Regions from separate parts of the Homo sapiens genome. Here regions 1, 2, 3 and 5 are each linked to region 4. The links are chromatin loops, found by intact Hi-C in ENCODE. Cell type or tissue: ascending aorta. All regions are shown on one strand.

Region 1 (5,000 bases), 130 kb before region 4:
TTGGCTGCACTGGGTGGAGGGCTTTGCTTTTCTTCCTGTCCAGACTCCTCCTCGCCCTGCCCATCTCCCTTGGTGCCTCAGGCTACAATCTGGTATAGTTTCGGCTGCACACACACACTATCTTGGCACCCATCCTCTCTTAGGACGGACCCCAAAGGCCTATCCCAGACAGAAAAACTGGGCACTCTCTCATTGCTTAGTTCAGTGACCTGGGGCCCCATGAGTCCGATATCCATGACCTCAGCAGGCCTGTTCCTAGCCTGTGTCGAGATCATCAGGAACTTCCACCAGCCTCCCCAAGACCCAGCCAGCCCTACCCCAGTGCATGTCCAGGCTGTGGCCTAAGTGCAGGGATGCCCAGGCTGCGGCCCAAGTGCAGGGATGTCCAGGCTGCGGCCCAAGTGCAGGGATGTCCAGCCTGCGGCCCAAGTGCAGGGATGTCCAGGCTGCAGCCCAAGTGCAGGGAAGCAGCACTGAGCACATTTCACATTCACCCAAACTCTGAGTCCTCCCAGGCACTTAGGACTTCTGCCGTCCCTGATTTCCAAGGCTATAGAGGACATTTGGAATGTTCTGGTGCAAATATTTCACCATCAGCCAGCCCTGGGTCAGCCGCCACGCGTGACGGCTTCACCGGCTGTCCCCAGGCTTGCAAGGCACAGGCAGCTCCTTCCCTAGTTCCCTTAGGGCAGGACCACCCGGCGCATCCTCAGGTGGCTGTGGGAGCCAGGGTGGGTGAGCCAGGGTGTGTCGGGCTGTGCCATCCCATCAGAAATGTTGGCCCCAAAGGAGCCTGGTAGGATCCCATCCTCTGGAGCCTCTGACATCGAGTGATGGCAGCTGGGCTCAGGGCAGAGTGGAGGCAGCGTCTCCCGGGCAGGGGTGGCAGCCGGGCCTTCTGGGCCCCTGAGCACCCTCGGTGCCCATTGATGCCCGAGTCCCCGGCGCTCCCTGAGCTGTACACACTGGGTGGGGCACGTGCTGCAGAGGTTGACGCTGCGTTGTCTCCTTTAGGTGACGGTGACGTTGTAAATAATATGTATGAGCCCAACCGGGACCTGCTGGCCAGCCACAGCGCGGAGGACGAGGCCGAGGACAGTGCCATGTCGCCCATCCCCGTGGGGCCACCGTCCCCCTTCCCCACCAGCGAGGACTTCACCCCCAAGGAGGGCTCGCCGTACGAGGCCCCTGTCTACATTCCTGAAGACATTCCGATCCCAGCAGACTTCGAGCTCCGAGAGTCCTCCATCCCAGGGGCTGGCCTGGGGGTCTGGGCCAAGAGGAAGATGGAAGCCGGGGAGAGGCTGGGCCCCTGCGTGGTGGTGCCCCGGGCGGCGGCAAAGGAGACAGACTTCGGATGGGAGGTGAGCGATCGCGCCTGAGTATGATTGATCACGGCCATTTATCTTGTGTTCAATCTATTTATAAAGCCGGGCTGAGCAGCCACTGCCCGAGGCGGGAGGCGCGGCCAGAGAGAGCGTTCAAATGTCACATTTCCCAGCCTATTTTATCCTGCAGCTCGCCTGATGCGACTCAGAAAGCATCAGAGGTCCTCGTGGGTGCCTGTCAGCCCTGTAGGCCACGCCCACTCTCTCCCGGAAATGTGTCTTTCATGAGCTCATGTCTTAAAACATCCCGTGCTTCCCGCCGGATCCCAGGCGCGAACACTGCCATCGCGGCAGGGCAGGGAGATTAATAGGAAGTCCCAGAACAGGCAGCTGCACTCCAGGGCTTCATTCCAGGCCAGGGCAGTGTGGAGCCGCTCACAAATCACACCTGGTGGCCACGCTGCCCCGGCTGCCGTCTTCCCCGCCTGCCCCGGTCAGCCAGTGGCCTAAGAGCAGCCTCAGCTTCTCCAACTCCAGGGGCACAGGCCCCGACCTGCCAGGGAGGGATGGCTGGCTGTTTAAATTTTCCCACCACGACGTGACTGGCCTTGAGGGTCTGAAGCTGGCCTGGTGATCCTGCTGCAGGGGTCAGGAGAGAGGGCGTCCCTGGGACGGCTCTGAGAGGGAAGCACCCGGAGTGTCCTGCCCAGGTTGTGAGGGACGCTAGGCCCCGGTGTTGGGGTCCCTTGAGTGGTCCTAGGGGGACTAACAGCCCCACCCCCCCACAAAAAGTGCACTTCCTGGTGGGCCCTGGCCCTTCTGCCGGCCTCACGCAGCCAATTGTCGGTGGTATTTTTGGCAGGGCCCCTGCCTGGGTGGAAAATGGGAACACCAGTCGGATTCCCCCTGTGCCTCCCAGCCTCTGGAGTGCCCGGATGGAGGTGGGCTCCTCATGGGCAAATGGCCTGAGCAGGGAAGAGGATCCCCAGACGGGTGGGGGCAGGGTCCTGTGTCTTGCCCACCTGCTCTCCTGGTGGCTCGTGGCTCTGGAGAAGTCCCCAGCCAGGTCCATGCTCACTGTCAGGCCTGCCCCAACTCAGACAGGCCGTGGGGAGGTTCCTGTGGCCTCCAGCAGCCCTTGAGCACCTCCCCGGGCTGGCGGCATTAAGAGCCCTTTGTAAGAACACCGACGGCCTGGGGACCAGAGGCTGCCCCGCACGCTGCAGAGCTGAGTGCATCCTCCCTGGGCAAGGAGACCAGGGCACCTTGGCAGCTCCCAGCAGGCAGATGTGGTCCTTGGTAGCTCACAGAGTCCTGTGTGGCTCCTTGTCAAGGATATAGGGAGACTCAGGAGCTACTCCCTGAGTGTCAGCTTAAAGCCCCCCAGCCCTTTACAGAGCTGTGGGGGTCCCGGTGCCTGAAGAAACGTGCGGCAGAGTCTGCGGCCGTCAAGCAGGGTGGAAGCTGCAGCTCTACGGGCAGCCCCTGTGGAACGGGCGTACCCCCCCAACGAGAGGCAGAGGACAGTGTGTGTGGGCCCAAGGTCGGGTCACCTTCGGGAGAGACTGGCCAGGGCCAGGGGCCCCAGTGAAGCAGGACAGGGAGAGAGTTTGGAGTCGAAGACCTCAGTGGAGACACTGCCCAGCTTCATGGCCCTACAGGACCCTCATGGGACCAAGGAGAGCATTTTTCTAGCAATATTCATCTTTGGCTGTGCAGTGAAAGTAACTTTGGCAGAAGTGGCCTGTCCCTCCCTGCCTGGTGTGTGGGAGGGGAATTCAAGGGTGTTTGTCCGTCACACTTAGAAAGGTCTGGACTGTGTAATCAGGAGGTGGCTTGTGGATGTGAGAGGTCCAGGGGCCCTGCAGGTAGCACTTTGGATGACCTTCAGGTGACTTTGTTCTTGTCTACTCTGATACAAGTTTCTATTTGCTTTTTTTTTAAAGAAATGGCCCGTATCACCATGTCCGCGTGGTGCCAGGCCCAGCGCAGACTGCGCCACTGCCTGCCGGTGCCTGTTGACTTTGTGGTGTGTTTATCCCGGGTGTGTGTGTACGTGAGGGAACGCGCTCTCCTCACGGCGCACCTCCCGTTTCTGCGGAGGGCTTTGTTCCACGGTGGCCACCTGACAGATACCCCTCCTGCCGGCGCTTAGAAATATTTACTCTCCCCCCGACGCCCTCAAACGGTGCTCCCCGCGCACCCGGCAGGATCTCGCCTGACCTTGTTTTCCTTGCGAGTTCGGGCACCGACTCCCTGGCTTTGGGACCACCTTTGAGTTTTGTTGCTTCTATCAGATGGGACGGGGGGCAGCCATGTGCGTCGGTGCCTTCGGGAGCTGACATTGGAACTGGGCAGGAAGCCACCACCTCCTCTGAGAAGGAGAGAGAGGAGGAAGCAGGGGGCGGGAATTAAGTGGCAGCCACCTCTGCCTGAAATGAATGATGTCCGTCAATCAAGGAGGTTTCTCCCCACCTCCAGCCACCTCAGTTGGGGCCTTTGGGCAGGAAAACTGACATCTTACCCTTAAGCAGCCTTCCCAGAATTTTCCACCTGTCCCGAAAGAGCTGATTGCTATTTCCCCCTGGTTTTTGCCTTCCCTGAGGTGGCCCCGGAGGGAGAAGTGACTTGCGGGTGACTCCTTCTCTGAGGACTTCTTCCTCTTGCCGACTGCCTGGCCTGTCTTCCAAGTGCCGTGAACAGGGGCCTGAGACGGGACGGGAACACCAGGCTTCAGGGCTGGGATCCCTCTGTAGTTCCAGACACGAGAAGGACCTTCTGCTGAGTCCCCTTCCCAAGCCACTCACACCAACAAGCGGCCCTGCTAGCCCTTCTCCTCCATGCCCCTGCAGTGAGCTCGGCCAGAGCAGGCCTGGTACAGAGAAAAACATGGGTGCCAGCATCACACCAGGGGGATCCCAAGTCAGGCCTGGGACAGAGAAAAACATGGGTGCCAGCGTCACGCCAGGGGGATCCCAAGTCAGGCCTGGGACAGAGAAAAACATGGGTGCCAGCGTCACGCCAGCAAGATCCCAGGTCAGGCCTGGGACAACCCATGCGTGCGTGTCGTCTCTGATGGTCCTGAATTTCATATGTATAATTGTTCACTTTCACACTGGTAATTAAGTGTTATGAATCAGAGTGATTTGACTTTACTGTAATGTCCACGGTATTTATTTACTGAAAAAGAACAAGTAAAGATATTTTAGTAAAGATAACAAGCAAAATCCAAGAAGGATCGGTGTCATTTTGGCCTCCCTCCGTGCTGGCCTAGAGCACGGTGTTGTGGCCACTCTGAGCTCAGAAGTGGGATTCCCCTGGAGGAGAGGGGGTCTGGGAGTGGCGTGAGCAAAGGGATCTCACCAGGCAGCAGCCCCTGCAGGAACAGGGTGCGCGTCTCTTGAAGGATAGGTTTGAAATAAAAGTCACGTGGATTATTCTTACTGTCATTTTGGGACACCATGGAAACCATTTTCTTTCTACTCTGAGAACAAAGTTCTTGTTCTGGAGAATTCAGTTGAAATAAAATGAGAAGGTCCAATTTCCTTTCTCTTTGTATAGCAAGAGACACAGTGCCAGGCAACCCTCGGCTTTGGGATGACTGGGGAGGGTCAGGGGCTCTTCTCTCCCTGACATGGGGCCGATGTAGATGACAGCATGACTCCCTGGGGA
Region 2 (5,000 bases), 57 kb after region 4:
CCGAGATGGCACCATTGCACTCCAGCCTGGCCTGGGCAACAAGAGCAAAGCTCTGTCTCAAAAAAAAAAAAATTGATGGAGCAAGCATCTTTAGTGTTTGCGGCTCAAGAACATAACTGCCATGGGGAGGTCTCTGCTCCATTTGGACAGGAAGCGTGTGCGGGTTTCATGGCAGACGTGACTTGGGAGGGGTCTTGTCTGGCAGAGGAAAGTTGAATTCAAGCTCTTTGCTGTGGTTGAGCCAGGTGGGGACACCCCTAGATGCTACCTTTCAGCTGATCCCAGGCCTAACGCACCCACAGCCAAATGGCTTTTGGGGAGTGGCTGGAATGTGACAGCTGCCGGCCCAACAGCTCTCAAAAGTGCCGGGCTCAAGCGTCCATTGTCCAAAAACACGTGCGGTCCTGTGGTTCCCTAGGTTCACAAGGAGAACTTCTTCCCCGCTGTAGACTACGTGTATAAATAGAACATATTGGCAAGAGTGGAAGGAGTGTATTTTAAAGCACTTACACTTCTGAATGTATGTTTTATACTGATAAGAATTAATGGAGCCGGTAGTGAGTACACTGATTTTCAGTGTTATGATTCTGTTATATTTTGTTTTAATTAAATGGGATATGAAATCGAAAAGGCAAGCTTGTCTTCAAAAGAAGGCATTTGAGGAAGAATCAAACTAACTCTTTGTACTTTAAAAAATCATTTAAAAGTAGTTGTTGTTTAGAGAGGAAGACTAAACAAAAGCAACTTAACGTAAAAGTAAAGTCATCATCTGCAGAGAGCTGGAGGAGGGGACAGAGATGAAGGGTTTGGGGAACATTCTGTACCTGACATGCCAGAGGGCCCAATCCCCTCAAAGAGTCAGGGAACCTTCTAGAAAACAGTCTATCCATTCCCAACAGAGGGGAGGAGGTGAGGGCAACCTACCGAAATCATGCATCGCTGAGAACCTGCTGGTCCTTCCAGAGCCACCCGCCCGTGGCTGACGCAGGCACCTGACATTCATTAGGAGGCAGTCCCGACAGATGCTTCCTCGTGGCGGACTTCCCAGCTCAGGAGCCGCAACACGGGCCAGGCTCCGACACCTCTGTCTGGAGAGAAGTTTGCGGGGGTCTTGGCCACCAGAAAAGAGTGCTATGATTGAGCCCTGGGTGGTGGAGCCCTGGCTCTGGCTGGGCCCCGGGCAGGAAGACACCGTAGGAGACTCTTCTGTATCCATGGCTGTTCTGAGCATCTGTGAAGGATCCAGAGCTCCAGAAAGTCAAAAGCCAAGCAAAGGCCACGAACCATGCCTCACCCCAAAGACAGTGTCTCCCCCAAGCCCAGCCGCTCCCACCCTGAGGGGAAAGGGGCCATCTTTGCACAAGGCCCTCCTCTTGAGAAAGCTCCAATGCAGTCACCAGGGAGGTGTCCTGGCTCAGGATAGCAGACAGGGACCCACCCGTAAACCGTGTTGTGCTGCTTTAAATTCAGCAGGATTTTTTCTTCTTTTCCCATGAGTTTTTATTCACATCCTGGTAACATCAATAGAGGCAGATCTGCCAGAATAAGTCATCTCTGCAGCTCCCTCCAGGGAGGAAAGACAATGTGTCCTCCCATCTTTGTCTTTTTCAACAGAAAAAAAAATAGCAATAGCAAAATCCACAAAGAAAGATCAGGATTAAAATGTTCTGCAGCTTCTATACACCCCCATTCAAATTCCGGGTAATCGGCCGCATGCTGCCTCCCCTCGGAGAGGCCGTGGGGTTGGCGGATGCAGTTCAGAATCATTTGTGTCATATAAGTGCTTGTGATTAGATTTTTAATAAACCATTTTGATTCTATTTCCTGGGCTTAAATAGATGTCTGAACGTGGCTGGTGAGGACCTGAAAGGGATCCAGGTAATATCATTGTGGGGGACACACTCTTAATTCCTTTGATATATTTTGTCAAAGGTGACTAGCTGTAGGTACAGGCTGGAACTCGGGGGGAGCGAGCGCGCTATTGAACTTAATTGGTTCCATTTGTCATTCAAAACTGACTCTGCAGCACCTCTGTCTGTGAATCACTTCCTAACTTGCCGATCTGGCCCATCGTGCCCACGGTTTGGGAAGGAAGCCAGCTTTGGCTTCCAAGGGAGATGTCTTAAGCAGAGTTCACGTCCAAGGGTGGGCTTAGCACACAGCTCAAAGCCCATCACCGAGCATCTGGGTGGTCTCTGGCTGGGATGCTACCACCTGAGAAGCAGATCATCCAGGAAGGAGCCTGTGTCATCCAGATATCCGGCATTGCAGTTTCCAGCATCTCCGTTCTTCCACATCCGCTGGGCAGCTGGGTATGAGGAGAAAGGATGGGCTGATTCGTTCCAGTTCACGGGCCCTGGGGCCCTTCTCCACACAACCAGCCGGACTGTGGCTGAGCTCCAGGCTCTGCTGAGAAAAACAGAAATCCTGGGAAGTAGAATCATTATAAAGAACCATTTGGAGGAAAAGCATGTCTCTCTCAATTAAGCCAAAAGGAGGCCCAGGCCAGCATCTTTTTATGCACGCATACCTGGGCCTAGTCCGGGAAGAAACCAGAGTTGGCTATTTGCAGGGCATCCAAAGACAACATTGTCTGCACCAAGAATCCTTTGCCAATGACCATTTTTGTATGTCAAAGAGCAGCAAGAGCTGTTCTTTATAGGGATTGGCAAGGTATTTGCTTAGACTTGGCCTGTTGAGATTTGAGCTATTTGCAAGAGCTGATCTCAAAACATCAGGCCTGATACGAAAGGCAGTGAGTCACTGAGCTCCTCCAGCCCGGCGTGTCACAGGGAGAAGAAAGAAGGATGGGCTCGGAGAGACTGAGTCAGCTGCAGGGAAGGCACTAAATATAACTGGGCTGGATCCATCCTGGCCCTTCTCCATGCAACCAGACTTTTGCTAAGCACCTACTATGTGCCAGGGCCCAAAGGGTGCTGAGATGAACAAACCCACCGTGGCCTCTGCTTTGGGGAGACTGGCCACTGTGACACTGCACCTAGGGGAAAATTGCAACCATAACACTTTCCAGAGGACAATGATCTGGAAAATGTTGCAACTCTGATTTCCAGAGAGGCAAGTAACCAGGAAAAGGCTTTCCACATCCCTCAGCAGAGCCCGTGAATAAGAAGGGAAAGGATTTGAAATGGAGGGATGAAGACAGACCCCTGGGAAACGGAGGCATAGGGAGTGCTGGCTGACAGTCTCAGTCATCTGGAGGCGCCTTCATTCATTCATTTGTTCCCCAAGCATGCATTGAGCACTCATGGTTTGCCTGGCTCTGGGAATCAGCCAGATAAAACCTTCCAGCCCCACCACCCACCAGAGGAGAGGAAGTGACCTGCGACGTGATAGCCATGGCCCAGTGCAGTGTCCATGCTAAGAAGGGCAGGGACTGTGAGAGTGTCTGAGAGGAGCCTCACCCTGATGTGAGGGACCAGGGCAGGCTTCCCAGGAGAGGTGTCCTGTGCTCTGCCACCATGACAACTCCTGGAATGGTGTTCCCTTGTGTCTCACCATACGAAGTTGGGGAAGCCATAAGTGTCTGGGCAAGTTGAGGGGAGGGTCTGCTCCCCATCCATCCATCCACTCATTTATTAATCCATCCACCATCTATTCATCCATCCGTCCACCCACCCATCCATCCATTAATTATCCATCCACCCACCCATCCACCATCCATTCATCCATCCATCCATCCATGCATCCACTGAATAATCCACCCATTCATCCATTCACCATCCATCGATTCATCCATTTGTCCATCCACCCACCGATCCACCATCTATTCATCCATCCATCCACCCACCCATCCATCCATTAATTTATTCATCCATCCACCCACCCATCCACCATCCATTCAACCATCCATCCATCCATGCATCCACTCAGTAATCCACCCATTCATCCATTCACCATCCATTGATTCATCCATTTGTCCATCCACCCACCGATCCACCATCTATCCATCCATCCATCCATCCATCCATCCACCCACCCACCCATCCACCCATCCATCCATCCATTCGTTTATTCATCCATCCACCATCCATTCATCCATTCATTCCACATCCATCCATCCACCCATCCATCCATGCATCCATTGAATCATCCATCCATTCATCCATTCACCATCCATCCATTCATCCATTTGTCCATCCACCCATCCATTCACCCACCCATGCATCCATCCACCCATTCATCCATTCATCATCCATCCATACATCCATTTATCCATCCACCCACCCATCCACCATCTATCCATCCATCCACCCACCCATCCATCCACCCACTCACCCACCCATCCACCATCTATCCATCCATCCACCCACCCATCCATCCATCCACCCACCCACTCACCCATCCTTCCATTCATCCATCCATCCATCCATTCATGGAAACATTCAGTGAGCCCTGACTGAACACTGATCCTGGGTGAGGCCCTGGAAGAGCTTCAGTTGCTGTTGGCTACCATCATCAATTAGAGGAGAGTGAGCAGGGCAGGGCGAGCCAAGGTGCATGGCGCTGGTCCTGACAGTGTGAAAGGAGTCAGGTGGACAGCCAGCACCCACCGCCCAGCCCATCTGCCCTTTCTGGCTGTGCAAACTTGGGCCAATTACTTAACTCTTCTGTGCCTCCATTCCCTTATTGACAAATGTGGATATGAGGGTGGCTACCCCTGGGGGAGACATGAGCATCCAATGACTCAGTGGTGAGTCTCAGCACCTGTGGGCCTCAGCTCTGCATAGCACTGGCCTCTCCAGAGAATAAGCGGATGAGAAGACTCTGAGCTGCTCCCGCTCAAATGTGTCTGGTCCTCCTAAGGTCCATCTGGAAGTCACTCCCTGTGTGCAGCCTGCACATTTGAGAGGGCCTGAGGGTGACCAGGCCATGAGCCTCTGCACAGCTCTTACTGAGATCATGCACAAACCCCTCAGGAACCAACCAACGGGGAAGAGCTGGGTGAGGGACCCCAGGGGTCCTTGGTAGGTTCCTCAGCC
Region 3 (5,000 bases), 84 kb after region 4:
TATGTGTGTCTTTTGAGAGTTCCTTGGTGTCATTCTGGAGTCAGTTGGGACTGGCAGATTGTAGTGAAATTCACAATGTGGGGGACATGGGGGAGGAGCATGCAGGGGCCACACCCAGCCCTGTCTCGGGGGTGCCCAGCTGTGTCCAGCCACAGACCCCAGCCAGGTCCAGGTGCTGGAGAGCCTGGCCTGACACAGGATGGTCAGTGGGGATGGGAGTGTCACCCACAAGGATGGCCACGTCCCCTCAATCCCTGGGAGCCCTTCCCTTTCTGAGTCTAGACCCACTCTGTTTTCTTGGAGGAGCCTCAGCCCCAGGTCTCGCAGGGGCAGGTGGATTTCCCTTGGGCCTCTCCCCAGCCTCACAGCCAGTCCTCCGGCCAGGCCTGCAGTTCCCTGGAAGCTCCCCAGTTACTGTGATCAGAAGAGAGTCTCAAACACCCACATGTGCAGGGTGGGCAGTGACTCCCCCAAGAGAAACACACCTGCCGCCAGACACTCCCGGACCGAAGACACAGGGTTCCTTGTGCTGGCGGCATGGCCCGTGCCCTGGCCCAGGCCTCAGATGGCCTGGCCTCCCCTTTGTGAACTGCTAATTTTCTTCATCTCGACCACCACTTCCACACCCCAAGACAACCTCCTCTTTTCAGGAGGCCCCTGGCAAGCTGCAGTGACACAGCCCCCAACAGCACTGCTCAGTGAGCAGAGTTCCAAATGGAGGTCCCCTCGCCCCCAGGGCTTGACCAGGCTGCAGAATCTACCTGAGCCCACCAGTTCTCAAGGGTGTCCTCCATCCCAGACTCCCGCCTGTGGGGTCAGCAGCAAGGCGCCAAGCTGACAGTGGGCACACAGTCCTGCCCGCCCCAGCCTTCCTGGCTCATGGCATCCCCGCTCCTGGGAGAACCGCAGCCCCATGTCCTGACTCACTGGCCAGGCGCAGCTCATGGCCACTTTCAGAAACAACCAGATTCACTCCACACCCTGAGCTCCCCCTCCCCCGCCGCCACTGGCAAAGCGGGTCTCACTTACATACACAAAATGGAACAAAAGAAACTTGAGAACCCACCCAGGTGGGCTCTTGGTGGAAGCGGGGCTCTGCTGTGCCCCCAGGACACCCCCAGCTGGGAACTTTCATGTGGATCCTACCTGTTTAGTCGGCCACCCCCTTTATGAATATCCTAAAACCCAATAAAGCAAATTAAAAGGGGACGCAATTCCTTCTGCGCATACTCTGCAAAAGTTCCATAGTGGACCCTCTTGGTGGCAATTAGAGGAAAATCAAGTGCAGGCCGAGCTGCGTCCACAGTGTGAGGGCTGAGTGTGCACTGAGAGGCTCTCCAGACACCAACAAACCACACTCACCCTTTCTCTCTGGTCTCTCCATCCTAGATTTACTATAAAGTCATTAAGGACATTGAGCCAGGTGAGGAGCTGCTGGTGCACGTGAAGGAAGGCGTCTACCCCCTGGGCACAGTGCCGCCCGGCCTGGACGGTAAGACCCCTCCCCCAAACCGGGCCACGGCCCCTGGGAGCCCCCAGCCAGCCCGGAAGAGGAGCAGATGCCTGGGAGGACCGAGGGCCTCTCATCACCTCAAGCCACCTAATGAGGGCCAGGCGGCCCCCAAGTGCTAGGTGCCTCCATTTTTGCAGACCTCAGGCCAGCAGAAATTGCCCGCCTCCACAAAGGCTCAACCTAATGGCTTTCTTGTTCCTCTTCCCTGGGGCATCCAGGAGGTGCACCCAGAATTTAAGAAGGGCTTCGGGCAGTGGGCAAACTGGTATCCAGTGGATTATGTCTTTGCAATGTTAGGGTCCCAGGTGATTTTTTTAAGCTATGTTTTATTATTGCTATTATTCTTATTAGCAGCAGCAACAGCAGCCTTTGCTTTCCCTGGTACTTAAATGAACGAACAAACAAACACCAAGCCAGTTTTGTAGCTTCGAAGCATTTCTGGCTGCCCCAGAGCTCTCTGTGGGGTGGGAAGATTTTGTTTCATTTAAGAGAGTGGATGATGGCATATGTATCTTTCAAAGCAAAATGTGCATCTGTAGCTAAAACTCCAAGAGAAGTGTTAGGGGAAGTTTCATTTGGCAAGAGGGAAAATGCGGGGTCTGAGGCGGGTCTCACAGTGATGCGGAGTCGCCCCGCTCTTCCAGACAGGGCTGTGGGAAGCCTTCCAAATTTCCTTTTCCCTAGATCTGCCAGTCCCTCTCTGTCGAGTAGAGATGGGACAAGTGAGTTTCCCTTTCACCTTCCTCCACACCCAAGTACAGCTGAGAGGATGCCTGAGAAAATTCCAGTCCCACACAGATGAGCTCTTCCCAGATACAGGCTCATTCCTGCCTTCACGTCATGAAGCCATGTGTCCGTTCCCCTACGGGGTCCTGGAACAGCCGGCCAGGAAAGGCTCTGTGGGCAGTGAGGCCCTGGCCCGTCGGCTCCACGCCGGTCCCTCTGAGCAGACGGCTCCAGGGTTCGAGCCTAACTGCTTTACTTTGGGAGGCCCCGCAAGTGAACAGGAACGCAAGCTCCCTCCTGGCCGTTTCCGGCGCTGGTGATTCCTGCTGGTGCTGGAGCCTGGAGGGAGGCTGAGTTTTCCTCCTCGCTTCTTGGACCTCCCCTTCAAACACACCAAGGCTTAGTGATTAATGCCATTTGCTGCAAGTTTCTCCAAGGAACCACTCTGATTTCACGGTGAAGGAATGGTGCTGGAATGAGCAGGAAGGCTTCGAGACCAGACATGGAGAACTCCGCCTTCATTTACCCTTGCCATCACCGAGCGTGGCCCAGCTAGCTGGGTCCTTCCTTGGTGCAGTATCTGTTTATGTCCCTGAGTGTCCGAAAGGAAATGACCACAGAAGGATAGTTTAACAAGCTGGAGCCTATCTGCAGCTTCCTCTAAAGTTTGGTTTTATTTAGGCCATTGAGAAAAGAAAAATCAATTGCCGAGATCTGGATAGCAGGGGGGAGGGCCTCATTTTCCTTAAAATAATTGTTGAAAAGATCTATGAATCTTAGACAGCGCACAAGAACGCCAAGAGACAAATCTACTTGACTTAAGGAGAGTGCTTGACTATGGAATTTCATTTGTACGATGAAATTTCTTTCTTCCAAAAGGTTTTTTAAAAACCTTGATTTCTGCTCCCCACCCCGCTCCAGCCCCTGATATTAAATAACCTGGGTCTACATTTTCCTAATAATTTATCAAACATTTGTGGGCTAATTGCTTGCCACACATAATAGCCCAACATCAAATATTTGACTTTCCCTACTCTTTCCTGTCAAGATCATGCCTCCCCAATAGCCGCCTCCCCCACCAGTTAAACTCTGAATCGCACAGAAAGAAAATGCAAAAATGTTCCTCACTAAGATAATTATCATAAAAAATCTTTTATCCCAACCCCAGCTCAATGCAGCCAGCCCCTTATCACTGCAGGGACTTGGAGGAGGCTCTCGAGCTCCTTTGAGCCTCGAGTCTGGTAGATTAGTACGTAGACGCCACTTAATTGTGAACCCCTCGGCTCTCCGGGGCCATTAGGCACTGATTTATTTTTCTGTTACATTCCTGCTCTGCCATGAAGATTGCTGATGGAACTTCAGATAGGCAAGTGAGGCGCAGATATGACAAACAAGATGTGAGGTCACCACGGCGTTGGCTTAGTTGGCGTAGGTGACAGGTGGATGCTGTACCGCGGCCCACGCACCCCTGCCAGATGAAGAGAGTTTCATTTCCAATCACTATATTTTGTGCTTTTGTTGGGAGAAGAGGGCTTGGCTGGAGACCACGTTCAGGTAGTGAAGAAGACACAGGAGACCCTTGGGGGCCAGCCCGCTTCGGGAGAACCGAGCCTCTGCCCTGCCGTCCCGGGGCTGGACACATTCCCTCTGCAGAGCTGCAGCTCTGTCAAGAATGCGAGGCCCATTTTCACACAAGTGATTCAGACCACGGGGAAGCCACTTTCAGATGCATTCGACTTTGTGTTTTGCTTTTACACTTACAATGAAGAGGAAAGAATTCTCTTTCGTGAGAACTTTTTGCTCTTGGGAGAAAATAAAGAAAGTCACTTCCATTCCCATATGCTTTTCTTTTGAGAAAGCCTCACGATAATTTGCTTTTCCTCTCTCCAAAAGAGGTCAAGAGGAGGCAGTGCGTGGAGGACAGAGCGCATGAGCCAGCCAGATCGTGAGATCAGAGATAATAAGATGGGAAACATTATCAGAATAGGACATGTTCTTTCAGCATTTCTTTAAAGCAGAAGTTTCTTGTACCGAGAAAGTGAAAATGCCATAAACTATGCCCCCGTTTCTGGCCCCTCCATGAGCCCCAGGGGTGTATTCAGGGCCAGCCTTACCTGCCTGGAAGACAGCCGGGAGACCTGTCCATACCACTCAGTAAGGGCAGGCCAGGCTCAGGTGTGTCCTGTACCCGGCTCTGTCCTCTGATGGGGGCCCAGCTCCATCCGTGGAGGGCTGGGGTTGGGGAGCAGCAGGGCAGGGATGGTCACTGAAGTCGGCTCCATCACGTCCAGGGCACCCTCCAAGGCCATTGGAGTGAGAATCAGACTGCATTCTCATTTGCAATCTAAATTTTTATTTTCATCCCAAATTCTAAATGAGAACTGGAAAAAATAAGTTGGTCAATAATATGAGTGGGTGGGGTTGGCATTTCTTCTTGTCTTTGTTTTCAAATTTCAACTACTATGATTGTTCTTCATTGGGTCCAGAAAGAGTAAAATAAAAGCTGGCATTTCTAACTGAATCACGATGCTGGCTGGAGGCCCCATCTCAGCCTCCTTCCAGCCCGGGACGTTGGAATCCACCCACAGGCAGCTTCCCAGGTCTGCGGGTTGGCTGTGTTCTGCAATGGTCTTGGTGCTCAGATCTGCAGGGCTTGTTCCCCAGTGAAAATCCCAGTTTCTGAAGACAAGGGAAGGCCTGAGAGGGGGTGATGGTGAGCATCCCTCTATCAGAGGCTCACCTCGCTTTCCCCAAAACCCTC
Region 4 (5,000 bases):
AACTCTTCATTTGGCCTCAGATGACATGGCCCTGGCGTGGAGTGTCCCTGTGTAGGAATATGTGTTTGCATGTATGGGTGTGTATGTGCATGCATGTCTGTGTGTGTGTATGTGTATGTGCATGTGTGTGCTGGTGTGGATTGTGCATATGTGTGCACATATAAGTGTGTGTGCATGTGTGGGCATGCGTGTGTGTGAGACATGTGGGCATGTGTGGGCACGTGTGCATGCATGTGAGTGTGCGTGTGTGTCTGTGAGACGTGTGGGTGTGTGTAGGCATGTGTGTGCGTGTGTGCGTGCGTATGTGTGTGTGTGTGTGAGCGCCAGCATGGTTGGTGGTGGTGGCAGGATGCAGGGAGTCCTCAGCTGAACCCGGCCCCAGGACTTCCCAGCTTCAGGGGTGCCTGTTGCCTGTGAGAGCAGTGAGGTGGGGAAGGGTTAACCCGCCGAGGGCTGATGGCCCAAGCTCTGTCCTGAGACGGAGCCGTCGCTTCCCACTAATAGAAACCAGAGCTCTCCTGCAGTGGCCGCGGCGCTGCCGCCACTCCGAGGCCGGGTCTTTGTTGTTGTTCCCGGTGGGCCTCGGCTCACTCTTTTGCCTTCTTTCACTTTTGGAAACAACCAGGACGAGCCAAGGCCAGAGTTGGGGAGAGGTTCTTGGGTGGGATCTTATTTCTTCCCAAAGTGCCTGGAAACCTGCCCGTGCATTGGTGCCCGCTCTGTCCTGTGCCCTCTGCTCCGAGGCACCAATCTGGCCCCGCCATGAAGCCCAGACCCAGCAGGCAAATCTCAGGGTAGCCTGGAGCTGCAGTAGGAGAAAGAGAAGAAATGATGAAGAATCCCCACAGGCCCAAAACCAGCCAGCGTGGTACGACTTTGCCATCATTTAATCCTTGGCCTGACCTAATCAACAGGGAAACCGAGGCACAGAGAGGCTCAGGAGCTCACCCAAGTGACACAGCCAGAAAAGGCGAGAGCTGGGTGAGCCCAGTTCTGCCCGACCCCGAAGGCACCCCCAAAGCTGATTTCACACCCAGGAGAGTGATCTGGGGTCCATCTGCCTCCTTCCCCAAGGAAGCTTGGGTTCGACATCTTTCTCAGAAGGCCCCAGATCTGAGACAGCCCTGCCTCCCAGATAGACCCAGAAGGCCAGATGCTCAGCCCACCCCACCCTGGGTCCAGAGGGGCTGCAAAGCTGCCAGTGCCTCACAGTCGCTCTACAGCTTTGCAGGTCAGCTCCCGGGGCCCCCGTCCAGAGTTCCAGACCAGCAGCATCCAGCCAGGTGCTCAGGGAGCCCCAAGAAAGCTGCTTGAGAAGGCTCTGGAGTGTCCAGCCCAGGAGTGCGGCTCATGGGCAGACTGTAGGGTTCACATCGCAGCCCGGCTGCTCCCCCATGCGACACCCTGCTCTCTGATCCTGACTCCCCCACCTTCCCACGTGTGAAATGGGATGTGCTGCTGGGTTTAAATGAGATCTGACTCCAAAGCACAGAGCTCGGCCTGGCCCATCTCGGGCCCTCAGTGGACATCCATGGCGCCGTCAGCATCCTCGCCCCACTGGGTTATTCCCACGCTCATCCTCTGAGGAGGAGCAGCCCAGCACTCAGCGGCCTGCAGGCTGGCGGGGTTGGTAGCAGCAGCCTCTCACTGGGCCGGTGACATGAGGATCACTGGGACAGGCACGGGTGTGGTGGGACCACAGGGCCCCGAGGGCAGCAGGCAGCCCCCAGCCTCCTCCGAGGTCTGTCCTGGAGGCTGGCCGCCCACCCGCCGGCTGCACCTCACAGCCGCTCCTCCCCAGCCTGCTGGTGTCTGACGTTGGCATCCCCTCTGTGGGATACATCAGGAGCCCATCCGGATCCGGGGCCGGCAGGTGGGGTTCCCGGGATGGGTTGGGAGTTCCCAGAAGTCCGGTGAGGGGCTTTCGGAAAGGGACCGTGCACCCTCCTGTGCAGAACCCGGCCTCGGCCAAGCTGCAGGCTCTGACGCTGGAATTGAAACTTACACAAATACTCCGCCGCTTTTCAGGCATGTTCCAAGGAGACATTTATGTTGGCTGAGGCGGTATTTTCCTTTTATTGCTGTTATGAGATTCAACATTTTTTCCAGAAATAACTTCTGAAAAGTGTGCCTAGATTTTGAACACTTGTGATCCTAACATGTGGTGAGAAAGGCTTTTCAAAACACACACGTGTGGACAGAGGTCCACACACGGATACGTGTGCACACACGGGTGCCTTGGGCGTGCGTCTTCCAAAAGGGGCGAGTACAGCTATCAACTTGTGACTTCCAGGAGGCCTGGGTTTGCCTACGAAGGGGCCGTGTTCCCAGTTGGCGTTCACACGTGGTGTACACACACAGGCACAGGCACCGTGTCCCAAGGCCATCTCCCAAGGGCACCCGCAGACACTGGGCAGCCTTCTCCGAAGCTGTCAGTGTCCTTCCTCGTGAGAGGATGATGAAGAGGATGTGGTTTCCGCCGCCTCATCCACAGGCCGGCTGCCCACGGAGCCTTAGACATCGAGGCCAGAGCGACTGTTGGAAAGGAATGTGACCGCGCTGTCTATGAAATGCCGCGGAGCTGGAGCCCCACTCGCCGTCACGATGAGTCAGCGCCGAGCGGTGAGTCAGAAGGGGAGAGCTGAGCTCCCAGACCGGAGGGCGGCACTTACCAGAAGCCTGTGTGCTGACCGGCCTGGTCTCCTTTGACGTCTCGAGCAGCTTGGCAGGGTGGGAAAAGTAGCCTGAGAGTGATCCCCGGGCAGTGTCCGAGGCTCTGCCGTCCCCACCCCCACAGGCATCCAGGGGAGAGAAACAACCTGGAAAGAGGAATTCAGATGTGAATGGAAACTTGTATCCAAAATTTGAAATAGTCCCTTTGGGCCTGCTCAAGAGTCCTTCCCTCCCAGCCCCTCACCTGCGCCTGCGAGGCCGTGCGGACCCCGCTCCACTCACCCCGCCTGGGGGCCAGAACCACCTCCCAGGGGCTTCCGCCAGTGCCGCAGTTGCTGACCCCAGGCAAACCTCGCCGCCTCCTGCCCCGGCGGGCCTGGGATTTGCGAATGTGTGAAGGCATTAGCTGCCAGTTGTAACTGGAACGCAGCCTAGAGGCCTCACTCCTCCAGCAGGAAGCCTTGTAGTGCAGCGAATCTGGACCCGGCCCAGCGTCCAGAGACAGGAAGCATTAATAGGAGCGAATGTGAACACTGTTCGCGCCCTGGCTGCGATTTATTGCCGATTGTGGGGAAAACATCAGTTGGTTGCAGAGTTTCATTCATCTGAATATGAAATGTAATTAGGGAGTCACCCAGTGTCAGACCCCAAGGAATAAGGTCCAGGCATGGGACCCTCGCCCCCGAATGCCGTCCTTCCCCACCGGGGGGGGGGGCGGGAACATAAAATGGACCCAAGTCACTGTCCCTTAAGGAGCGGACCGCCTGAGCCCTGGAGTGGCCCAGGGAGTCCTGAGTGCAGGGTTTCCAGGACCGTGACAAGGTTCTCCCACGTGGTGGGGGAGGACCGACCTTTAGGGACAGGACCGGTGTGTCTGGGTGGCAGTTTAGAGAGCTGGGACAGTCTGCATCACTCTGGGTGGCTCCTCTCAACCCTGGTGTGCCCTAGACTGTTTCTGAAATCGGTCCTGGAAAGGAGAGGGAGAGAGAGATGGTGTCTCTGTACCGAATCGGAAGGATTTGTTTTTGTGTAGCTAATGAGGTAGCAAAGACAGTCTGCAGGTCAGAGGAAGGCCACGATGAGGATGGGGACAAGGAGAGCTCCTGAAACCCTCCCACCTTACAAAGTCCCCCAGCCTCCCCACATAGTTATCCTGCTCCATCCAGGAGCAAACTTCATCTGCCAAATGTGTGTGAGCGTTCTCTCTCTCTCTCCTCTCTCTCCCCCCCTCCCTCCTTCTCTGTGTCAATGAAGGAAGGCTGGGGGTTTTTGTGTGTTGTTGTTGTTTCCCCTAATCGCCTTCGCCCCCGTAGCCAGTTTGTTCTCAGAAAAGTTCCTCCCCCTCCTCCTCATCTCCTGAGCTCTTTGATCTTCTAGTTCGGGTTCAGTTGCTTCGTTTTTTGCAATTACCAGCCTGGAGGGAGGATGCCCCTGACCCGCAGTCTGGCAGACAGATGGGACAGGAAACGGGGAGTTTATTTCAGCCTTCGCCCTATTCATCTTGGATAGATTACAACAGTAGCAGCTCCAAATGTCTTCATAGCCCATTTATGATAAAGTGATGGTAACATCACACAGGAAGAGAAATGTGCGGATTAGCCATATCCGGGGAAAGATGGATCGACTGAGAGCATGGCATCGCTCTGAACAAAGCCCCACCCTCCCTCCCCAGCCCCTGGGAAAGCCCCGCTCCTCGAAGGCCAGTGGGACCCAGAAACCCAACTGGGAGAGCAGCGAGACACTTGCTACCGCCTCTCTCTCTTTCTCCTCCTTTCTCCCCCGCTTCACTCCGTGTCTCCCCCTGCTTCCCTCCCACCCTCCCTCTCCCTCTCCCTCTCCCTACATTCTTTGCCTTTCCAAGTTTTTGAACGTCTACAGCGCAACTCCACAGCAGCCCAAATAAATCAAGCTGCCATGGTTACTTTGCAGAAGGCTGGGGGATTTATATTTGAATTTCAGGAAGAGGGGCAAATCCATCACCCTGGAATGCCGCATCTATAGATTTTAAAGTTTGCCTGAATTATTATTGGGAGGGGTGGGGGCTGGCAGTGAAAGGAGAGTTTGGAATCAAACCAAGGAGGGCCGGGTAGGAAGAGCTTCTTGCTGAAGGACATGGGCACATTTATAAGCCATCAATAAGAACCATTAAGACCTGCGGCTTTCTCTTTGTTCTTTCTGAGAGGAAACACTTGACAAGTTGTTGTTCTTTGTTGTACTTTTTTAATGAGCCAAGAGAACATGGCACAGCCTGGAGAGGAGGGGCCTGAGCGCTTTTGTCTTTTACATTTTTCATCTTTTTACTTTACATGAAAACTGACAAGAAACCC
Region 5 (5,000 bases), 120 kb before region 4:
ACTGAGTCACCACCTGCAATTGAGCGAGATCCCTGGTGATTCATGTGCACAGCTGAGTTTAGGAAGGACCCGGCCAGACAGCGAGTACCCAGCAGTCACAGCGGCCAGACGGCGAGTACCCAGCAGACACAGCGGCCAGATGGTGAGTACTGAGCAGACGCAGCGGCCAGACGGCGAGTACCCAGCAGACACAGCGGCCAGACGACGAGTACCCAGCAGACGCAGCGGCTTACCAGGGGGCAGCTTTGGGTGTGTTGCAGGCATTGGGAGAGTCACCAATGTTCCCTGACGCTGTGGAAGGATGCACTGCCTTCCTGCCCGTCCCGCCTCCAGGGCTGACCTCCTGAGGCTTCGGGCTCCTGCCCGGCCCCCCAAGGGGATGGAGCGGCAGCTCCCACCAGTGCCAGGTCTAGCCATTCCTAGGAGATCTCCAGGCTGCCTCATGGCTCTGGGATTCAGGAAGAAGGGGCACCTGCCAGCCACCAGAGGCTGGTTTGAACCCAGAAGTGTTTGACATAGCTCTCCTCTGTAGAAGCAGAACTTGTGTGTCCAGCGCCCACTGCTCAGTGGGCTGGGTGCTCCCTTTGCACCCCTGGAGCTGTCCACAGCCATGGACCTCCGCACTCTCCATCCCATCCGGCTCTGGGGGACCCCAGGATGGCAGGCAAGGAAGGCTCAACCCAGGGAGCTCCTGTGGCTCAGACATATTCTGAGAAGTGCGCCCACCCAGCCGGGGAGGAGGTGCAAGCCCCTGCCCCCCAACAATGTCTGCTGAATGCATAGGAAAATGTAAGAGTGAGTGCCCCTCCCACATGTCGGTCTGTACTGGGGGAGGGGGTGGTCAGGAAAGCTCCCAAGTCCTTCCCGGGTGCCTGAGACCTGAGGGCAGAGGCTGGGGGCTGCGGGCTCCCCTTCACTGTGTGTTCGTGTTGCCTGGGGAGCATGGGAAATACAGGTGTCAGGCCTGCCTTGGAGATGCTGGGCTGGGGCCAGGGAGGGTGACCAACCTCCCTGTTTGCCCAGGAACGTCCCAGTGTCAGACCCAAAGTCCTGGCACACCCCTCTGGCATCAGGCATGTGAAAGCTCCCAGGAGATCCTAATTTACGGCCTGGGCCGAGAGCAGCTGACCTAGATAGGAGGAGTGGAGAGCCCGCCTGCATGTCCTGTCCGGCACCTGCACCAGACCGCCGGGCAAGGGACAGGTGGGAGGGCTGAGGAACAAGGGCTCCCAAAGCACTCGTCTGGCCTTCTGCAACGCTCAGTGCACACTGGGGGGCTATTTAGGATGGTTGTTGAGGGCATTTAGTCACTCAGCAGACAACCGGCTCATCTCAGGTCCTGCAGAGGTGTTCACTGGTACCTCCCTGTGCAGGGCGCTTCCTTCTGTCTCTCCCATGCCCCTTTCACCCTGGAGCTGAGCCCCGCCATAAGCCCTCCTTGCTGGCCTGCTGTGGGGGCAGCCGGCGCTCATTGGCTGAGCTCTTAGATCACCCTATTACGCCTTATCCTTTAAATTCCAACAGAGGGGAAGGGGTAGACCATGGCAGGTGCTGGGGACCTCGGCTCAGGCTGGAGTCTCAGGGAGGGAGGCTGGGGCAGGTCTGATAATATCAAGGCTGGACTCTGCGGCAACTGGCCACTGTCTCCCCACCACACGCCACCGTCTCCCCACCACACGCCACCGTCTCCCCACCACACGCCACCGTCTCCCCGCCACACGCCACCGTCTCCCCGCCACATGCCACCGTCTGATCGCCACACGCCATCGTCTCCCCGCCACACGCCACCGTCTCCCCGCCACACGCCACCGTCTGATCGCCACACATTAGGGCTTGGTATTCTCAGTCCCACGTTTTATCATCTAAACGCCAAAACTCGTTCCTGGCCTGCCCTTTCTCTCCAAGGTTCCCAGATGCACGCTCCACTGCCCACACCACCCCCACGGTTGAGTGGGCTCGGCCCCGGGACGTGGCCTGGCTCTGGGCACCTCTGCTGCTCCACTCTGCGTGGAGAGTTCTGCGTGAGGCCAGGAAGCTTTGCCGCGCTTCCCCACTCAGGAGCTTCTGGATGTTTCTATGGAGGCCTCACGTCTAAAACCGTGAGCGCACCGGCCAGTGGATGCTCTGAGGAGTGTTCCCGTGGAGCCAGCACCGGGCAGCTCGGCGAGGCACACAGCGTCGGGATTTGGAGAGAGACGGGGCCCTGTGGGATGGTGCGGAGCCTGAGGCCACCGTGGGGACAGGGATGCAGAGAAACCCATGGGCCTCGGCGTTGCTCCGGGAGAAGCCGGCAGTGCCGTGGAGGAGTCACAGCACAGGCTTCCCATGTCCCCCGGCACCGTGACATCAGCCCTAGACGTTTTTAGCCCAAGAATGCCATGAAATCCTGCACTATCTTCGGCCCGGCTCGGAGGCACGGGTATATAAGGAATTTTAGAAAAAAGGAGAGAGAATGACTAAGAATACCTCCCTGATGGCTCTCCTTTACTTCCTTAAGGGGTAATAACTCCGCTGCAGCCCAGCAGAGGGGACTTTCTTTAAATAGAGCATTCTGATTCACAAGCGAAAAAGGAAATAAATATTTTCTTTTCATATTCGAGAGACATCTGTGAATACCAACTTCTTAAATAGTATTTTGCCAATCGCATCCCACACGCCCCGCCCCCCCTGTCCCAGTGACACCCAGAGCCCACCCTTACTCAGGAACCGGCCGCTTGTACCAAGAGACCTGAAAACATCATCAGGGCTGCCAGCCTGAAAATGTCTTCAGGGTTTTGCCAGAAGCAGGAGGGAGAAGGGCTTCTGCGTGGGGGCGTGGCCCAGCCTCCCCCTAGGTCCCCCAAGGCTCCCTGTGAGAACAGGGTGCTCCGGAGCCTCCTGCCCTTTTCCTTCCTCCCTTTCTTTCTTCCTTAGGGAAAATAAGGATTGGATGTGAAGGGAGTATGACAGAGGCATGTGGCCTCTGTATGGGCCTGGTGGGCACCTGCCGTGTGCCCTGGTCTCTGTGAGGCTCTGTCTACACTGGGACCCTCCCAGCTGTGCTGTGATTAGGACACAGCCACCCTCGCTCTGACAGGGGAACCCGGGGCTGAGAAGGAAGGAATAGCTCCCAGCCCCCAGGTTTGTCCATGCAGGGGCCCAGAGGCAGGTGTGGGTCCCGCTCAGTGACCCCAGCAGGAGCTCACTGGGGGCAGCCAGGCTCTTGCCAGGTGGGAGAGGCACAGGTGAGCTCCAGCAGGGGCGGCAGCTGGGCCCAGACCCGGTTCCTGCCCCCACTAACAGCATGTAGGTGGGGCAGTCTCAACTCTGCGCCTTGCAGGCCGATTGCCTGGGCCCAGTGCCTCATGCTCCTGCCTGAACATGGCTCTGTCCTCTGCAGGTCCCTGACCCAGCCGGGCCCTGGAACTTGACTTCACTACAGCCGATGGCCCTCTCTGGGCTTGGGGGAATTCTGTGTCGTAAACATGACCTCAGCCCCACTTTTTCTCAGAAGCTGCTGTCCCCTTGTTTGAAAGCAGGTCCCAAATGTAGACCCATGGGCCCTTGTGGGGCCTGAGAATGCTGGGGACACTTGGCAGAGAGTGAGGCTCACCGCCCGGTGCCCCTGCCTGAAGCTGGGATTCTGCGGTGGCCCCAGGGTGCCCGTGGCACCAGAGAGGGGTTCAGCCAGGAACCGCAGGGGTTCCTGACCCAGATGGTCAGCCTGTGAGACCCCCACCCAATTCCAGGCCACATTCTCTACCTACTACTGGCTGAGAGTTCCCGGGGGAGGTCCCAGGAGTCTGCATTCTGAGAAGCGATCATTGTGGGGCACTTGGAGGAGTCCAGCCCAGGAGGAGGCCCTGGGAAAGGGGCCCGCCCTGAACTTCCTTCCTCCCCTACCCATGGGAGCCCAGAGAGGCTTTTCCTAAAGGTGCCGAGGCTGACGGGTAGCAGCAGAGCCTTTCCTGACCACAGGCCTCAGCAGGGCAGGTGGAAGGAGCAGAAGCTGGAGCTGCGAAGAGGCGGGTGCCTGGGTCCACTGGGGGACCCCACTGTTGCCCAGGGGGGTCTGTGCAGCCGCTGAGGCTGGGGGGTGAGCTTCACACCACTGGCTCATCAGCATGGCTCCTGTCCCCGGCCACAGCTGCACGAGGCGGCCCGAGGCTGACCAGCCACGCGCCCCCGGGCATGGAGTGATGGCTAAGATAGGAGGGGCCCCTTGTCATACCTGAGTCCCCCTTGGGACATCACCATCTCCTCCCCCTCCCAGTGCAGTTATGAACTGGGCCCCAGGGAGGGAAAGAGTCATATGCGACCATGGGCTGGGTGGACCCAGGACAAGAGCCCAGGGTCCCGACCCCCAGGCGGGCCCTTTCTGCCCCTGCAGCTCCCAGATGTCAGCTGTGAGCAGGGCAGGCCCCTCCTTCCTGTGTGCCCCCAGCCATCACAGCGGCCCCAGCTCGTCGTGGGCACTCAGTCCAATTGTCCCTTGGGTGATCCTACAGCCTTGGCATCCTAGAGGAGCGTGCCCCATGAGCCAGGCAGGGCTGGCACAGGCCTGAGAGGCAGCTCATTCACCTCTGGTGCCTGCACCTGCAGTGCGGTCCCTGCAAGGCTGTGCCGGGATCAGCTTTGTGCTGCCAGGCGGTAGGCCTACGAGGGCGGCAGGAAGCAACTGGACCACTAAGACTGAAGAATCTACAGTACAGATCATTTGCGCTTGAGATCTTTTAATTTTGAGTAATTTCCCAGCAGCAGGCTTCGCAGGGAGCAGAATGGGTGGGGAGGGCGGCCCCTCCTGAGGGTGGGCGGCTGTGGCCTGGCGGCTCCCTGGAGAGGCCCCCTGAGGCCTGTGGGCCAGCTCCTGGGTGGCCCTCCCTCCCCTGGGTCAGACGCAGGTCCCACGCGTTCCAGGCCACAGAGGTCTCCCTGGGTCAGGGACGAGGGTCAGGGGATGAGCGCGTGAACCTCGCACTCCTCAGGGGGCAGTGGCAGGTCCCACTGCCCTCCCGCCAGGC

Evidence for each region. Peaks named below come from ENCODE experiments on the same cell type or tissue, not always from the same donor. Only the 100,000 strongest peaks of a DNase experiment are listed, where the experiment ranks them.
Region 1: a loop joins it to region 4, with 8 times the contacts of the local background. A loop is called at or near these places in 5 of 110 quality-filtered maps.
Region 2: it touches region 4 in a loop (8-fold over the local background); 14 of 110 quality-filtered maps call a loop at or near these places.
Region 3: a loop joins it to region 4, with 2.2 times the contacts of the local background. A loop is called at or near these places in 3 of 110 quality-filtered maps.
Region 5: a loop joins it to region 4, with 4 times the contacts of the local background. A loop is called at or near these places in 4 of 110 quality-filtered maps.

Annotation. Positions count from the first base shown.
Region 1 is chr1:3,185,111-3,190,110 of GRCh38, forward strand. PRDM16 (PR/SET domain 16) reads left to right here. Exons shown (of 17, transcript NM_022114.4): 2 at 1,015-1,364. It overlaps LOC107984909 (a long non-coding RNA gene), which reads left to right and starts at 2,448. Exons shown (of 2, transcript XR_001737869.2): 1 at 2,448-5,000. RefSeq lists an enhancer at 3,743-4,244. In ascending aorta, no CTCF peak of the experiment used is centred here; DNase peaks (open chromatin) are centred at 1,591, 3,081 and 3,707; H3K4me3 peaks cover 2,415 bases; H3K27ac peaks cover 5,000 bases.
Region 2 is chr1:3,367,216-3,372,215 of GRCh38, forward strand. The region is part of intron 3 of PRDM16 (PR/SET domain 16); the gene reads left to right. Among named protein-coding and RNA genes, the nearest start is that of ARHGEF16, 85 kb to the right of the region's middle. RefSeq lists an enhancer at 1,734-2,315. In ascending aorta, no CTCF peak of the experiment used is centred here; DNase peaks (open chromatin) are centred at 2,088, 2,446 and 2,786; H3K4me3 peaks cover 1,392 bases; H3K27ac peaks cover 4,886 bases.
Region 3 is chr1:3,395,102-3,400,101 of GRCh38, forward strand. PRDM16 (PR/SET domain 16) reads left to right here. Exons shown (of 17, transcript NM_022114.4): 5 at 1,390-1,492. Among named protein-coding and RNA genes, the nearest start is that of ARHGEF16, 57 kb to the right of the region's middle. RefSeq lists enhancers at 233-916, 917-1,599. In ascending aorta, no CTCF peak of the experiment used is centred here; DNase peaks (open chromatin) are centred at 2,620 and 4,818; H3K4me3 peaks cover 1,004 bases; H3K27ac peaks cover 5,000 bases.
Region 4 is chr1:3,310,695-3,315,694 of GRCh38, forward strand. The region is part of intron 3 of PRDM16 (PR/SET domain 16); the gene reads left to right. It overlaps LOC105378604 (a long non-coding RNA gene), which reads right to left. Exons shown (of 3, transcript NR_188664.1): 2 at 2,673-2,819; 3 at 1-2,535. Among named protein-coding and RNA genes, the nearest start is that of ARHGEF16, 140 kb to the right of the region's middle. RefSeq lists enhancers at 2,004-3,203, 2,491-2,785, 2,542-2,591, 4,541-5,000. In ascending aorta, no CTCF peak of the experiment used is centred here; DNase peaks (open chromatin) are centred at 1,947, 2,617, 3,147 and 4,494; H3K4me3 peaks cover 3,011 bases; H3K27ac peaks cover 5,000 bases.
Region 5 is chr1:3,192,928-3,197,927 of GRCh38, forward strand. All of the region lies in intron 2 of PRDM16 (PR/SET domain 16), which reads left to right. It overlaps LOC107984909 (a long non-coding RNA gene), which reads left to right. Exons shown (of 2, transcript XR_001737869.2): 1 at 1-789; 2 at 1,906-2,599. Among named protein-coding and RNA genes, the nearest start is that of MIR4251, 67 kb to the left of the region's middle. In ascending aorta, CTCF peaks have their summits at 2,522 (motif pointing right) and 2,729; DNase peaks (open chromatin) are centred at 84, 2,374 and 2,724; H3K4me3 peaks cover 558 bases; H3K27ac peaks cover 5,000 bases.